Linked DNA regions of Homo sapiens: all the other regions are linked to region 2. A link is a contact called in ENCODE Hi-C or POLR2A ChIA-PET data. All regions are on one chromosome and are shown on one strand. The core of a region is the stretch at or near the end of the contact, and the rest is flanking DNA. Distances in the headings are between cores, read along the strand shown. Region 1 holds the start of KRTCAP2 (keratinocyte associated protein 2). Region 2 holds the start of IL6R-AS1 (IL6R antisense RNA 1). Region 3 holds the start of THBS3-AS1 (THBS3 antisense RNA 1).

Region 1 (4,394 bases), core at 48-2,547, 770 kb after region 2:
AACTTAATTCTCCATAAATAACTGAATCATCAATTCTTGATTACATGAGCAATTGAACAAGAATTATTCCAAACAGGAAATAATCTAACAGTTATTCTGATTTGGTCAGGATTCCTGCTGCCATAGATATTTGGTGCCTCTAGTATTTAGGCTCTTCACAATTCCCTCAAATAAGTAGAATTCTCTAATATTGAGTTAACTTCACATCAGAACTCCATAGTGAACTTGGTCCTGCTGCTTCTTCTGGTGGGAACAAGGACCGCCTCCCAGCGAATAGATGCAAAACATCAGCCCAAATTTGCCTGTTCCCCTCAAACCTTCCCTGGGAGCTGGCCAGAAGGTACCAAAGTTTCTTGCTTTCAAAGGCCTTCTCTTCCAGCTCCAACTCCAGGAGCTATACAAGGTGCAGAATCGAAAAGCGTCATCTGTCTTCAGACAGCTTCAGTAAATATATTTCTCCTTAACAACCTTTCACCTAAGCATCTGGAAATTCAATATCATGTTTCAGGAGGTTAAAGAGGAGAAAGTTCAAATACTCAAGCTCCAATATTCACTTACTCTCAGGGAAGATCTTTGCTTGGAATCCTTTGCCAAAGACAAGATTCTCCAGATTATTGAAGGCCTGGTTGAGGGAGTTAAGGAGTAGGGTGTGCAACGGGGACAGAGCTGTGTGGGGAAGGGGAAGGGCACATGCCTACGTGGCCCGCCCCCTCCAACTGCAGGGAGGATACAGTGAGCGAGAACACGAAGAGACCCGAACCAAGCAGGCCGCCCTGGATGGTGAGCCACTCGGTGGAGGCCAGCTGACGGCTGTACATCTGCATCCCAGCAAAGAGCAGCAGGGACAGGAGGGAGGAGAGCGCCAGCGAGGTGCCCGTACCCACCACTGGAGGGGATGGGAGAAGGGACGGAGAGTCAGGCTCCGCCCTCCCTCCGGCAAGCTACGGGCAGATCAGCCGGTCCGGAAGCTCGGTGGGCCGACCCCCTCCAAGAACTCCCGGGACTGCAGCCACACGCCCCAACTCCCCACACCGCGCGGCAACCCCTACGTATTCCCCAGCCCCGGACACCCCGAACCCTCCCGTCCGGTGGAAATGCCCGCTCCCGGTGGAACCCAGGACACGTCAGCTCTGTCGGGAGAGGACGAGGAAAGCTTGTCCACCCAAACCCCGACCCCCTCTAGGACTTCCTGGGGACCCCACCGGTCCTGTTACCCATCATGCCCCGCCCGTGAGTCCAACCGGCGCCTCTGGCCAAGAAAGGCGAGCTGAACCGGGTGCGGTTAGCTATGCGCATGCGTCAGCGCTTACCGCGGACTTGCTACTCCTCGCGTTCTCCTCTTTCTTCCTCTCAGTGCCTGGACGCAGCGCCCTCTTGCGACAGGGAGGAAATAATGCGTCGAGGGGGCATCCTCGGCCACCGCCCTGGTCCTCAGGCTTTCCTCGTACCTGGTGCGTCTGCTGCCACTCTGTACAAGGTGCACTTATCTCTTTAAGTCATTGGGCCCATGCCTGTGGCATCTATCCCATCTCTGTCTTCTTTGCCATTTCTTTCATCTCTAGTGCACGTTCCTCAAACCTCCCTGCCCCATGCCTCAACATCTCCCAACCTAAAATTTAGTGCTCCCAACCAGGAACTCATTTTCCTCCGAAACTAATCCCCCGCTTTATATGAGTAAAATTAGGAGCCAATGAAAAATGAGAATGTAAGAAATGGCTCCCCCGTCAAATACCTTTCCATATTCCCCAACCCCCCGACCGGCTTTCGAGAACCACGTGGGGAGAACTATTTCCCACCCCCTACCCCGACGGGCGCTGTTCGAGGCTGGTCCCGGGAGCATGCGCAGTGACACCTCAACCCCCAGCCCTCCTCACACCCCCACTGGGCTCCTGCATTAAGCCCGGGGTTCGCAGCCGCAGCCGGGATCGGGCACCCAGGGGCGGGCGGGCACGGTAGGGCCATGGCAGAGGGTGAGGATATGCAGACCTTCACTTCCATCATGGACGCACTGGTCCGCATCAGTGTGAGTTAAGGTGGGGTCGAGGGAAGGGGAGGGGGCGTATAGGGTTCTGGGGCAAGCTGGGACCTGGAACAGGTGGGGATCCAGGAAGATGCTGGGATGTAGACAGGGGGCTAGCGATGGCAGAAACGGCTGGGAGGGTCGGGATGCAGGTATGAGAGGGTAATCCCGGGAGCAGCCCGGAGGTGAGTGCCGTGAAGGCGTCGGTGTGCTGGAGCGTGAGGAGGAGCTAGGAGCAGCCCAGACGCAGCGGGTGGGCTGGGGTGGCCTCCAGCAGTGCACCGGGGCTGGGGCTTCAGGGGAAAGGCCCTGTTATGAGAAGAGGGACGTGTGAGCTTGGATATTTTCCAAGAAAACTGAGGACAGGTGGGGGATGATGTAGGAGCCGCCCCACAGTGCAGTTCCCAATTTGGACCCCTCCCCAAGACCCCACCCCACGCACCCCCACTCAGGGCTGCTTCCGAGCCTGCGGTTGTCATGGCAACCCGTGCCTGGCTCTCCCAGGGGCGGTGCCAACCGTGTTCCCCCCCACCACTTCCTCCCCCCCTCCTTGTTCCTCCCTCCTTTGTGTCAGCTGCGCCCCTGACCGGGATGGCTGCGAAGAGAGGGACCAAGGTGAGGTGTGGGGGTGGGGCATAGCCTGAGGACCCCCACTCTCGCCACCAAGAGGGGGAGGGGACTTCCGGTGGGGAGGGGGCGAGTAGGCGGGGCTCTTGATTCCCCCGCTAGTTCGGAGAAGGGGGTGCCGCTGACCGGGTTGCGCTGCGGGAGAGGGCGGGAGGGCCTGATGGGGGCGAAGGGGAATGGGTTGGTAAGACCGATGGGGAAGTGAAGGATGGGGAATGGAGGCTGGAGTGGCCGCAGGCCGGAGCTGCGGCAGGAGGACGTATGGAGCGAGCAGGATGGAGTGCCAACCTCGCCTGGCTATCGGGAGGAATCACGGCATGGGGGTGCTGCTAGAGAAGGGAGTGGGGGTCTGCATGGAGCTGCAGAATGGGCGGTGTCCTTGAGAAAAATGCCAGGGGCAAGCTGCCCAGAGATGGGGGATGGAGGCAGGTGAGGGGGCTGCCAGCTGGGGCTACTGCAGCTGGAGAAATGGGGATTGGGCTTGAGGCTGGAGCAGGCACAAGCTCCAACCGTCCCTCCTCTGGGCCTTTAGCTCTGCAGCGGGGAAAGAGAAGCAAGGGACAGAGGTCTGGGAAGGTCTGTGAACCAGCCCAAGGCAGGTGCTCTGGAAAAGCTGCAGGTAGCTTGTCTTGCTCCTTCCTCAGACCCCTAGGGTATCCAAGGGCAGCCAAGGGGCTGCTGAGGTATGCCTAAGTGTCCAAGCGCTGACCTAGCCTCCTGGTCCCTCCACAGACCAGCATGAAGAACATGGAGAAGGAACTGCTGTGCCCAGTGTGTCAAGAGATGTACAAGCAGCCACTGGTGCTGCCCTGTACCCACAACGTGTGCCAGGCCTGTGCCCGAGAGGTCTTGGGCCAGCAGGGCTACATAGGACATGGTGGGGACCCCAGCTCCGAGCCCACCTCTCCTGCCTCCACCCCTTCCACCCGCAGCCCCCGCCTCTCCCGCAGAACTCTCCCCAAGCCAGACCGCCTGGACCGGCTGCTTAAGTCAGGTGGGACTGGGGCCTGTAGGGTGGGGATGGGAACGCTGAGCTATTCATCAGGAAGATGGAAGAAGTCCATCACTGGTCAGAGGCATCTGTCTGTCTTTCTGGGGGGTGGAGATACTGCTTACGCAGGCTCTAATGAGAGCTGAGCTCTGGCACAATGAAAATCTAATTTAATTAAACAGGCTTCCCCACACCCAGCCAGCTGTAACTCTCATGTCCTCTACCTCCCTGGTTCACCCACAGGCTTTGGGACATACCCTGGGAGGAAGCGAGGTGCTTTGCACCCCCAAGTGATCATGTTCCCGTGCCCAGCCTGCCAAGGTGATGTGGAGCTTGGGGAGCGGGGTCTGGCAGGGCTTTTCCGGAACCTGACCCTGGAGCGTGTGGTGGAGCGGTACCGCCAGAGTGTGAGTGTGGGAGGTGCCATCCTGTGCCAGTTGTGCAAGCCCCCACCACTAGAGGCCACCAAGGGCTGCACAGAGTGCCGCGCCACCTTCTGCAATGAGTGCTTCAAGCTCTTCCACCCCTGGGGCACCCAGAAGGCCCAGCATGAGCCCACCCTGCCTACCCTCTCCTTCCGACCCAAGGTGAGCCAGCCCTTCCAAGGCCTGGGGAGGGAGGGACATGCTGCTGCAGGTGGGTGGGGGTGCCTGGCATTGTGGGTTTCCAAAAGGAAGTGGGAAGGGTTTTCCAATGCTAAGCACCTATCTCTGTAATCTGTCACAAAGTCACTGGACAAATCATTCAACAACTTTG
Region 2 (4,304 bases), core at 10-2,509:
CCTGGGACGGCCCAGAGACGCTCCAGCGCGAGTTCCTCAAATGTTTTCCTGCGTTGCCAGGACCGTCCGCCGCTCTGAGTCATGTGCGAGTGGGAAGTCGCACTGACACTGAGCCGGGCCAGAGGGAGAGGAGCCGAGCGCGGCGCGGGGCCGAGGGACTCGCAGTGTGTGTAGAGAGCCGGGCTCCTGCGGATGGGGGCTGCCCCCGGGGCCTGAGCCCGCCTGCCCGCCCACCGCCCCGCCCCGCCCCTGCCACCCCTGCCGCCCGGTTCCCATTAGCCTGTCCGCCTCTGCGGGACCATGGAGTGGTAGCCGAGGAGGAAGCATGCTGGCCGTCGGCTGCGCGCTGCTGGCTGCCCTGCTGGCCGCGCCGGGAGCGGCGCTGGCCCCAAGGCGCTGCCCTGCGCAGGGTAAGGGCTTCGGGCGCACCTGGAGGGCTGGGGCAGCTAGCGGCTGGGGGAAACCGCCTTGGTCACCGCAGTCTGTGGGAGGCTGGAGGGAGGAAAGGAGGTGCGACGGATCCCCTTTTCTGTGGCTGCCTTGAGGCCCCGCGGGTACCTAGCTGTGTGGTCGCGGGTAGTGGCTCTTGCGCCCCCTGCTGCGCTTGCTCCCTTGGTCCGGAGCGCTCCCCGGAATGCCCGGTGAAGCTGTGCGGGAACCCTGCGGTCTGTGTACAGGACTGTGTCCTTGCAAACCTGACTCTCGAGCTTCCTTCCCAGTGCCCCCAGGAGCCTTTACACAACCGCGTCCCAGGTTACTCTAAGGGGAGACTGCCCGAGAGGGCGCGCCCCAGCGGGGTGATGTACCCGCCTGGGGAGTCCTTTGTACCAGCGCCCCTCTTCTCCCTCTGCATTGGGGGTCCACCTCGCCTGGTCCTCCCCCCACCCCCGCGGGTGCATGTGTGGATGACAGTGCCCTGACTATGAAGGGACTGACATCACGGGCGCTGAGTCACGGATCTTCCCGCTGCACGGAGTCACTTTGGCAGCCACCAACTCTGGGAAGCCAAGTGCCCCAGTCCTGGGAATTGAGTCGGGAGGCTGGCAAGGGAGTGAGACCTCCTGGGGCTGGCACGTGCTGGACTCCCCTCTAGAAAAGAGAAGGACCCGTGAGGGAGAGGGCAGAGGCACTTACTGCTCCCGTTGACTGTAATCTGCCCCTGGCAAACCAGGCTTTTCTTGGGCTCTGGCCGCATGCCCAGCTGCGTGTCTAGTCTCTCTTCTGGAAGAGTTGGGCAACTGGCTCTCCAGAGGTTTATTTTAGGGTCCCAGTGCTTCTTTGAGGACACAGCAGAAAACTAAGGGGCAGCTGACAGGCTTCTGGAACAGCTGACAGGCTGGGGAGGCTGAAGGCTAAGACTTTCAACCACTAGATCACACTGAATTCCAGTCCTAGGTGAACACTGATCTCTCCCTTTGAGGAGGTGACTTTCTGCAACTAGAGGCTGAGCTGGAGTGTCTGAGGCTCTCTTTGCTTTTTGGATGGTTGTGGTCCTTATGATTGGAAGAAAAAAAGAAGGGATTCCATTTTCAATACACATTTATAACTCCTGCCAGTAACAGACACTGTTGATTGGGGCACCCATTCAATGTTTTCTAATCCTCCACTGTATCTACATATAACTTTGTTTGAAAGAGGAGACTGAGGTTCAGGGAGGTTGGGATGGCGGGATGGCAGGTTGTCAGGCCCCGGTGATGGAGGCCAACCCCTCCCGTGGCTCTGTGCTCCAGTGTGGTAGATGTCTAAGACTCTCAAATATAGAACTAGATCAGCAGGCAGAGCTGGGGGCATTGGGGCAAGCTGAGAGTCACTCTTGTCTGGCTGAGTGCTGGGACAGAAAAGGCTGAGGGAGGGAAGTGGAGGCCCAGGCTTGCCCATGGTGGTGTTAGAGGGATGCAAGACAGGTTCCAGGGCTCGGATGGCCTCAGGAGCAAGCAGGGCTCCCTTGGCTGCCTCTGCTGCTGTCACGCCAGCCCAAGGCTCCTGCCCCAGGGAGGTTACTGTTACTGCTGTAGTTGCCACCACCTGTTGCTCCTGAGTGGATGCTAGGCCCTTCCAGGGCAGCCAGTTACAGTCAGTTTTCCATTTCCCTGGTGCTCAGGAAGGATTAGGAGAGGTGGTCTCATGGCCTGAACAGCCCATGAAAGGCAGAACTGAGAGACTGGGGAGGAAGTGAAAGTCCTCCCAGCTCAGAAGGAAAATGCAGAGAAGTAGAAATACCCAGCCCCTCTCCCACACCCACACAGACTCAGCCCACAAACTGGAGAGTAAAAATAAAGAAATCGTACAGGAAGCATGGAGCAAATGACTGTGAGATGTTTCGCTTTAGAGAAGTGAGGAGCAGAGGGGGAGCAGAGGCTGGAGTTGGCTGAGAGGGGAAATCCGCAGGTACAGCCTGCGGGGCTCTTAGAGCCCAGAGGTTTGTTTTCCTCGGGATCAGCTGCCGCCCACACACCCTGGAGCTGCCAGGACTTCTCAGGTGTACTCGTTGTCTAAGGGCCTGGACTAGCTGGGACTTAGGCTTCTGCCGGTTCCAACACTCTGGTGCTGGAAGGCTGGACTTGGGTGACTCAAGTTCCCTCTTCCTACTGCAATGCAAGAAAATACACAAAAGAAGTATGTATACCTTTAAGTATCTCAAAGAGCTATCTCAGCTTCTGAATTTCCTTCTAGGGCACCTCTTCCTGCCCCCATTACCCACACACGTGCCTAGCCTCACCCTAAATCAGTATTTCTCAAAAGCTTAGTTCTGAGCCTAGCATCAGATCTGGTGTGTGTGCTGGGTGGGAGGGCTTTGGTAAACATGATGATTTTTGAACCCTAACCCAGATTTATTAAATAAGAACACCTAGGAGTGAGGCCTGGGGCATGTCCTTTTAAACAAACTGCCCCTTGTGATTCTTAGGCACTGTCAGGTTTGAGGACGGCTGCCTAAATGGTGTCATTGAGGAACTGAATGAAGGCCCTCCCGCTTCGGGCTCTCTGTTGCCAGAAATCTCTCCTTGCTTTGGCTTGCTGCTTGTTTATTCATTGCAGCAAACATTTCTTGAGTCGGTGTAGAGCCTGTGAGGCCTGTGTAGGATCAGCTATGCAGACTCCACCCTAAAAGGAGCCTGAAAATGGTCATGGGTAAATCCTGAGAAGGGCTGAGAAACCCCAGACTCTGACCGGGCCACTGGGTACCAACTACCCGTGAACAGATTGTCTGGCTTGGGGTAGGGGGTGGTTAGAGAGAGGAAGTTCCTCTGACTGAGGACCAAGATCCCAAGGCAGCAGGCACACTGATCCTGACCCTGACCCTCATCTCCAGCCCTCAGCAGCCAGGGTAAACAAATACTCCCCTCACTGGGTATTTGTAGATTACACAAAGTAACCTAGGTGCTGACTGCTGAAAATATACACTCCCTTCCCCCGTCTCCTGAATCCTGGTCCCACCAGGCCTGGAAGCCACAGACCCAGCAAGCAAAAGAGTTTCCAGTCAATGAATCTAGTCTGGATTGAAGCTGTGCTCTGTAATACGGTAGCCACTAGCCACGTGTACCTATTTAAATTTAAATTATGCCAGCGCAGTGACTCACGCCTGTAATCCCAGTACTTTGGGAGGCTGAGGCAGGAGGATCTCTTGAGCTCAGGAGTTGGAGACCAGCCTGGGCAACAGGGTGAGATGCCGTCTCTACAAAAAGATTTAAAAAATTAGCTGGGCACAGTGACATGAGCCTGTAGTCCCTGCTACTGAGAAGGCTGAGGTGGGAGAATCACTTGAGTCCAGTCTGCATGGAGCCATGTTTGCACTACCGAATTCCAGTCTGGGCGACAGGAGACCCTGTCTCCAAAAAATTAATTTAAATGAAATCAAATAAAAACTTAGTTTCTTAGTTGCACTAGTCACATTTTAAGTGCTCAACACTCACATTGCTAGTGGCTACTGTACTGAACAGTGCAGATACAGATCTCTTCCATCATCGTGGAAAGCCCTACTGGACGGTGCTGGGCTAGAGTGTTAACCAGTTTCTTCCAGAGGTTTTCTGTTCTCTTTTCCTTTATCCCCCTCTGCCTTCTGCTCTCCTCCACCTGAACACAGCTCATTTTGCATAGGTGATGGCTAAGGTCTTCAAGCCAGGCACATCTCTGCCCTGCACTGCCAAGTAAAAATGATAACACCTTGGGCAAGTGATTTAACTTCTTTGACAGCCAGTGTTCTAGAAAATAGAAATAATTGTATTACCTCGAAGGGTGGTTATGAAGATGAGATGAGCTAAGTAAGGTATTAAATAGAGTGTTTACAGAAGTCCCTAACACACAGC
Region 3 (4,193 bases), core at 431-2,930, 790 kb after region 2:
CCCGGGTCCACTGAAGCAGAGCGGGGCCGAGAAATAAGAGGGCTGGATAATGAGTGGACTAGGTGCTAGTTTTGGGCTCCCTCCCCCCACCACTTCCCGGAATAGCCCCACCCTTCTAACCGCTCCCTGTCCCGTTCCACACGCAGTTCTACCCTGAAACCCACAGTCCCCGCCCCAGCCGGACTTTCCAGCAGCCTGGGTTCCCTCCTTGGAGAAAGCCAAGGAGGGAGTGGGGGAAGAAATTTCCACTTAAGGGAGTAAACCTGGGCTCCGATGAACCCTAGGGTCCTTCCTTGCCACTCTCCACCACTGGCCAGGAGCTCCTCCCGCCCTCTAGTGGTCACCGGGAGCCTTGCGGGGCTGGGCCGCGCAAGCTGAGGGGCCGCTCGGACCGGGCGGAGAGGAGTAAGGGCAGCGCTGCCTAAGTGAGGCAGCGAGAGCCCGCGAGAGGGAAGCAGGGCCCGGGAGAGAAGGGTCACTGCCGTGGCCAGGGAGGGAGGAACGCACAGCATGGTGGACGGCTGGGAGCTTTAGGAGGGGGCACTCCGGGACGCGTGGTGGTGGCGTCTGGAGGAAATGGAGCTAAGCGGGTGGGGTCCTGAGGTATGTGGAAGGGGCACCGAGGTATGTGGGAGAGGACGTTGGAACGTGGGCGGGGGAGTTGGACACGTTCTGTGTGGGCCGTTATGTACTTAAGAGGCAGATCGGGCGTGGCACGGTGGCTCACGCCCGTAATCCCAACACTTTGGAAGGCCGAGGCGAGTGGATCACAAGGTCAGGGGTTCAAGACCAGCCTGGCCAAGATGGTGAAACCTCGTCTCTACTAAAAACTACAAAAATTAGCCGAGCGTGGTGGCGGGCGCTGTAACCCCAGCTACTCAGGAGGCTGAGGCAGGAGAATCGCTTGAACCCGGGAGGCGGAGGTTGCAGTGAGCCGAGATCGCGCCATTGCACTCCAGCCTGGGCGACAGAGCAAGACTCCGTCTCAAAACAAAAAAGGGGGGGGCAGAGAGTAGGTGGGGTGACAGAATGGGATTTACGGACACAGAACTATCCTTTGGGGAGCAGAGTGGTATTGGGGACAGGTAGGCACGTAGCGGGGGGCAAAAGCACACGTGAGGTGCGTAATGCGCGACAGCCAAGAGGTGTGTGCGGCAGCAGTGCACGAGGGGAGGAAGCTATCCCAGGCCGCGGCAGCACGTGGAACTTGGGTCCCGCAGTCGCAGGCTGCGCTCTAGGCCGACGGAAGCAGTTCCGCCTGTATTCAGAAAACAGTTCTCAGCCCCAAAGACACAGGTTGGAAAGAACACTTTAAAAACACTTCGGCGAGGCACGGGATTGGAGCGCATCAGATCAGCAGGCGAGAGACCACAGCTCTCGCCCGCGCGCCGCGCGGCGCCCGAGGCGCAGCTTTGTGTGCGGCGAGACCCTGGGGCAGGCGCTGGGCGGGGTGGGGACATCTGACGTCAGCGCGCCCGGGAGCGCGGGCCGGGGAGGCGGGGAGCCCCCCAACTCGCAGGCCGGAGAAAACACGAGTAGCTAGGTGGGCGGCCCCAAACCTCAACTCCCGGCATTGCCAAGCAACAGCCATTCAGTTCGGTTGCTGGGACACGCGTCACCATGGCGACGGCTCCGCGCCGCGCAGTCTGAGTACTTAAAGAGCAAGCGCGCGCAACGCCCGGGCGTCGGAAAGCGGCCTTCTGGGACTCCGCAAACTCCCGTTCTCCCTCCCCCCTCCCCCTTGCCATTCCCTTTGCCTTCCGGGCGCCAAGTCTCTCTGGCCTCCAAGGTGAACCCAACTCCCCAGCGCGCCCCGGGTTCCCGGGTCGGGCCGGCTTCAGGCGGTGGGGAGCGGGATCCCGGGCCCCGGGCGGGCGGGAGGGACGGGACGCGGTGCAGTGTTGTTTTTTCCCCCGCCAATATTGCACTCGTCCCGGCCTCCGGCCCCCCCGGCCCCCCGGCCTCCCCGCTACCCCTAGCGGGGCAGCCCCCGCCCTCCTGGCTCTCCATCCCGGCGGATCTTTGATAGACTGGAGTGTCGCCGCTGCCACCGTGAGTAAGTGGGTCTGGGAGGACTTCGGGCATCCTCCCTCAGGCACCCTATCCTTCACTTAACTCCATCCAGCACCTCCCCCACCCGCATCCCCAAATCAGCCAAACTTCCCCTAGATCCCTAACTTCCACCCTCCCAGGCTTTCTCTTCTACTCGCCGATTCCTTCCACTTCCCCACCCTATCCCGGAAAATCCCTAAAATAAGCAGTTGCACTGGCTTAGAAAACAACCAAAACTTTATGGCAATGTGCTGTCATCTTTCCTGGGGTTAGTGCCTGAGTAATACCCCTTGAAAACTTCTCATCCCCTGAAGGGTGGGGTGACCACCCCTCTGGGACTGAACTCCTTTTGGGAGCCAGAGAAGGGTCTGTGGTTGGCTGAGGGGCTGTAGCTTAGACCTCAGGGTCTCCAGGATGGACCCCAAGGCCAAAGGGTCTAAAATTCTGAATTCTGAATCTGGTGGCCTCCTCCTCACACCCTTCCCTGGAGCAGCTGCCTCCGGAATGGCTCAAAGTCCTCAGGCACTGTGTCTGAAGAAGGGGAAATAAGTAAGGTCAGAGGATGTGGCTCTCCCACAAGGCATGAAGGATTAGGTTGATCTCAATCAGCCACCTCACCATTGCATCGATACTGGAGATTGGACCAAATTATGTTTTCTTGGGAGAAGCAGAATACACCAAGACGCCCCCCTCGCATGGATGTGTCAATGATCACCCCAGAATCCGCCACAAGCTGGGGTCCCTCATAGAGCTTCACCCTGTCCAGGATTCCAGGATAGGAGTATCCATTGGTGCTAGGGTGCCAGTGGGCACTGTGCCACCATGCCTGGGGCCTTGCTTTTCCCCAGCCCCCCTTGAGCTCACCAGGCCTGAGAGAGAAGGGAGGGAGGGAAAGGGAGGCAGGAAGGAGAGGGAAGGGGGGTGCTTTTCTCAGGCCTGGGGCCCCTAGCTCTTTGTCCAGCTCCTTTTGCATCTCAAAGCACCAGCCGCATTCCAAGCGAGGATTGGGTTGCCATGACAATAAGCACAATGGGCTGGGGGGTGAAGTCACCCGCTTCCCAGGCTCTAGTCCACCCCCTTTTATCCCCTGTCCTGGCACCCCACAGCCCCAGGCACCTTAAAGGGGAACCAACCCAGGTTCCTGGACTCTGGGCTCTTGGCCATGGAAAGTCCAGCCTCTAAGCAGACCCATTTCCCCTCCCTTCCTGTTCATCTCCACCAACTAGGGCTACTTGTTGGAGAGAAATGCAAAGTTGTGGACAAAGTGTTGAACCGAGGCCTGTGAAGTCAGGGCCTTGATTTTCTCTTCTGTAAATGATGATGCCTTCCAGGTCAGATGATCCCTATCCACGTTGATAAGACAGGTTCCAGGTCATACCAACTAAGGGACCAGATGTGATGTGCCCCTTCACAGATTGGCCTGGGTTTGGAGGCTTCTGGAGAACTGTAAAGGGCATCTAACCCAATGCCCTCATTTTACAGACGGGAAAATGGGTCATGGAGGAGTGACTTCACCAACATCACTCATAGGTGCTTGTGTCCGTGGTGAGAAGGGTGATGGAGAGAAGTGGCTGCAGTTCCCACCCATGGAGAGGTCACTGGTGAATCCCAGCTAAAGAGGAAGGACAGGCCCGGCCTGAGTCCCACAGGTGGGCTCAGCCCCTCTCCTTACCGAATGTAGCCAACTTGAGGCCGGTGCAGAAGCTGCCAGCGATAGGAGGTCTTGTCCCGCCAGCCCACATTTCGTGGGTCTGTCCACAGCAGTCGTACCTGATCAGGGGTGTGGCCAGTATGCCACAGGGCATTTCGGAGGTGCTCACCTGGGCCAGACACTGATGTCACTGCCTAGGAGACATTGGCAAAGACAGTGGGTCAACTGCAGAACTGGAGTGAGGGGAGACAACAGGTCGGTAAGTGCAGGTGGGAAAGGGATTCAAGGCGGTCATGAAAATGCCCTGGGGCCCCAGAGAGCCGGCCTCCAAGCCAGATGTCTGGGTAAGAGGGTTCCCAGTCAAGCAGTGGGGGAGGCCCTGGGGCTGCAGAGGAGAGCTTTGGGAAAGGGCCCTGGGTTGCGGAATCTGAGCAGCTGGGGACCTTGAGCTGCAGCCCGGGCTGGGCAACCGCCCGGAAGGGTGTAGCCT

Evidence for each region. A loop is a pair of places that touch in the nucleus more often than their neighbours do. ChIA-PET counts read pairs that join two places held with the same protein, here RNA polymerase II (POLR2A). Pooled maps may share reads with other maps.
Region 1: a loop to region 2 is called in a pooled map, with 3 times the contacts of the local background. The contact joins the promoter of KRTCAP2 here to the promoter of IL6R-AS1 in region 2. A Hi-C loop is called at or near these places in 5 of 50 pooled maps. POLR2A ChIA-PET finds 5 or more read pairs at or near these places in 2 of 52 experiments (GM12878 and activated B cell).
Region 3: a pooled map shows a loop between it and region 2 (4-fold over the local background). The contact joins the promoter of THBS3-AS1 here to the promoter of IL6R-AS1 in region 2. A Hi-C loop is called at or near these places in 5 of 50 pooled maps. POLR2A ChIA-PET finds 5 or more read pairs at or near these places in 3 of 52 experiments (RWPE1, T-cell and activated naive CD4-positive, alpha-beta T cell).

What each region holds. Positions count from the first base shown.
Region 1 is chr1:155,172,007-155,176,400 of GRCh38, forward strand. KRTCAP2 (keratinocyte associated protein 2) reads right to left here and starts at 1,298. Exons shown (of 5, transcript NM_173852.4): 1 at 1,215-1,298; 2 at 732-886; 3 at 559-622. The coding sequence starts at 1,218. TRIM46 (tripartite motif containing 46) reads left to right here and starts at 1,843. Exons shown (of 10, transcript NM_025058.5): 1 at 1,843-2,023; 2 at 3,380-3,641; 3 at 3,882-4,225. The coding sequence starts at 1,961. RefSeq lists enhancers at 678-957, 1,061-1,569, 1,148-1,247, 1,448-1,497, 1,570-2,078 and silencers at 1,828-1,917, 2,087-2,381.
Region 2 is chr1:154,405,305-154,409,608 of GRCh38, forward strand. IL6R-AS1 (IL6R antisense RNA 1) reads right to left here and starts at 1,260. Exons shown (of 2, transcript NR_147855.1): 1 at 1,135-1,260. It overlaps IL6R (interleukin 6 receptor), which reads left to right and starts at 39. Exons shown (of 10, transcript NM_000565.4): 1 at 39-410. The coding sequence starts at 326. RefSeq lists a silencer at 174-323 and an enhancer at 563-1,169.
Region 3 is chr1:155,193,317-155,197,509 of GRCh38, forward strand. It overlaps THBS3-AS1 (THBS3 antisense RNA 1), which reads left to right and starts at 1,681. Exons shown (of 6, transcript NR_183238.1): 1 at 1,681-2,056; 2 at 3,535-3,701. THBS3 (thrombospondin 3) reads right to left here. Exons shown (of 23, transcript NM_007112.5): 20 at 4,147-4,193; 21 at 3,725-3,897; 22 at 2,671-2,810; 23 at 2,272-2,583. The coding sequence ends at 2,525. MIR92B (microRNA 92b) reads left to right here and starts at 1,861; the gene lies at 1,861-1,956. RefSeq lists a silencer at 1,364-1,693 and enhancers at 2,850-3,685, 3,686-4,193.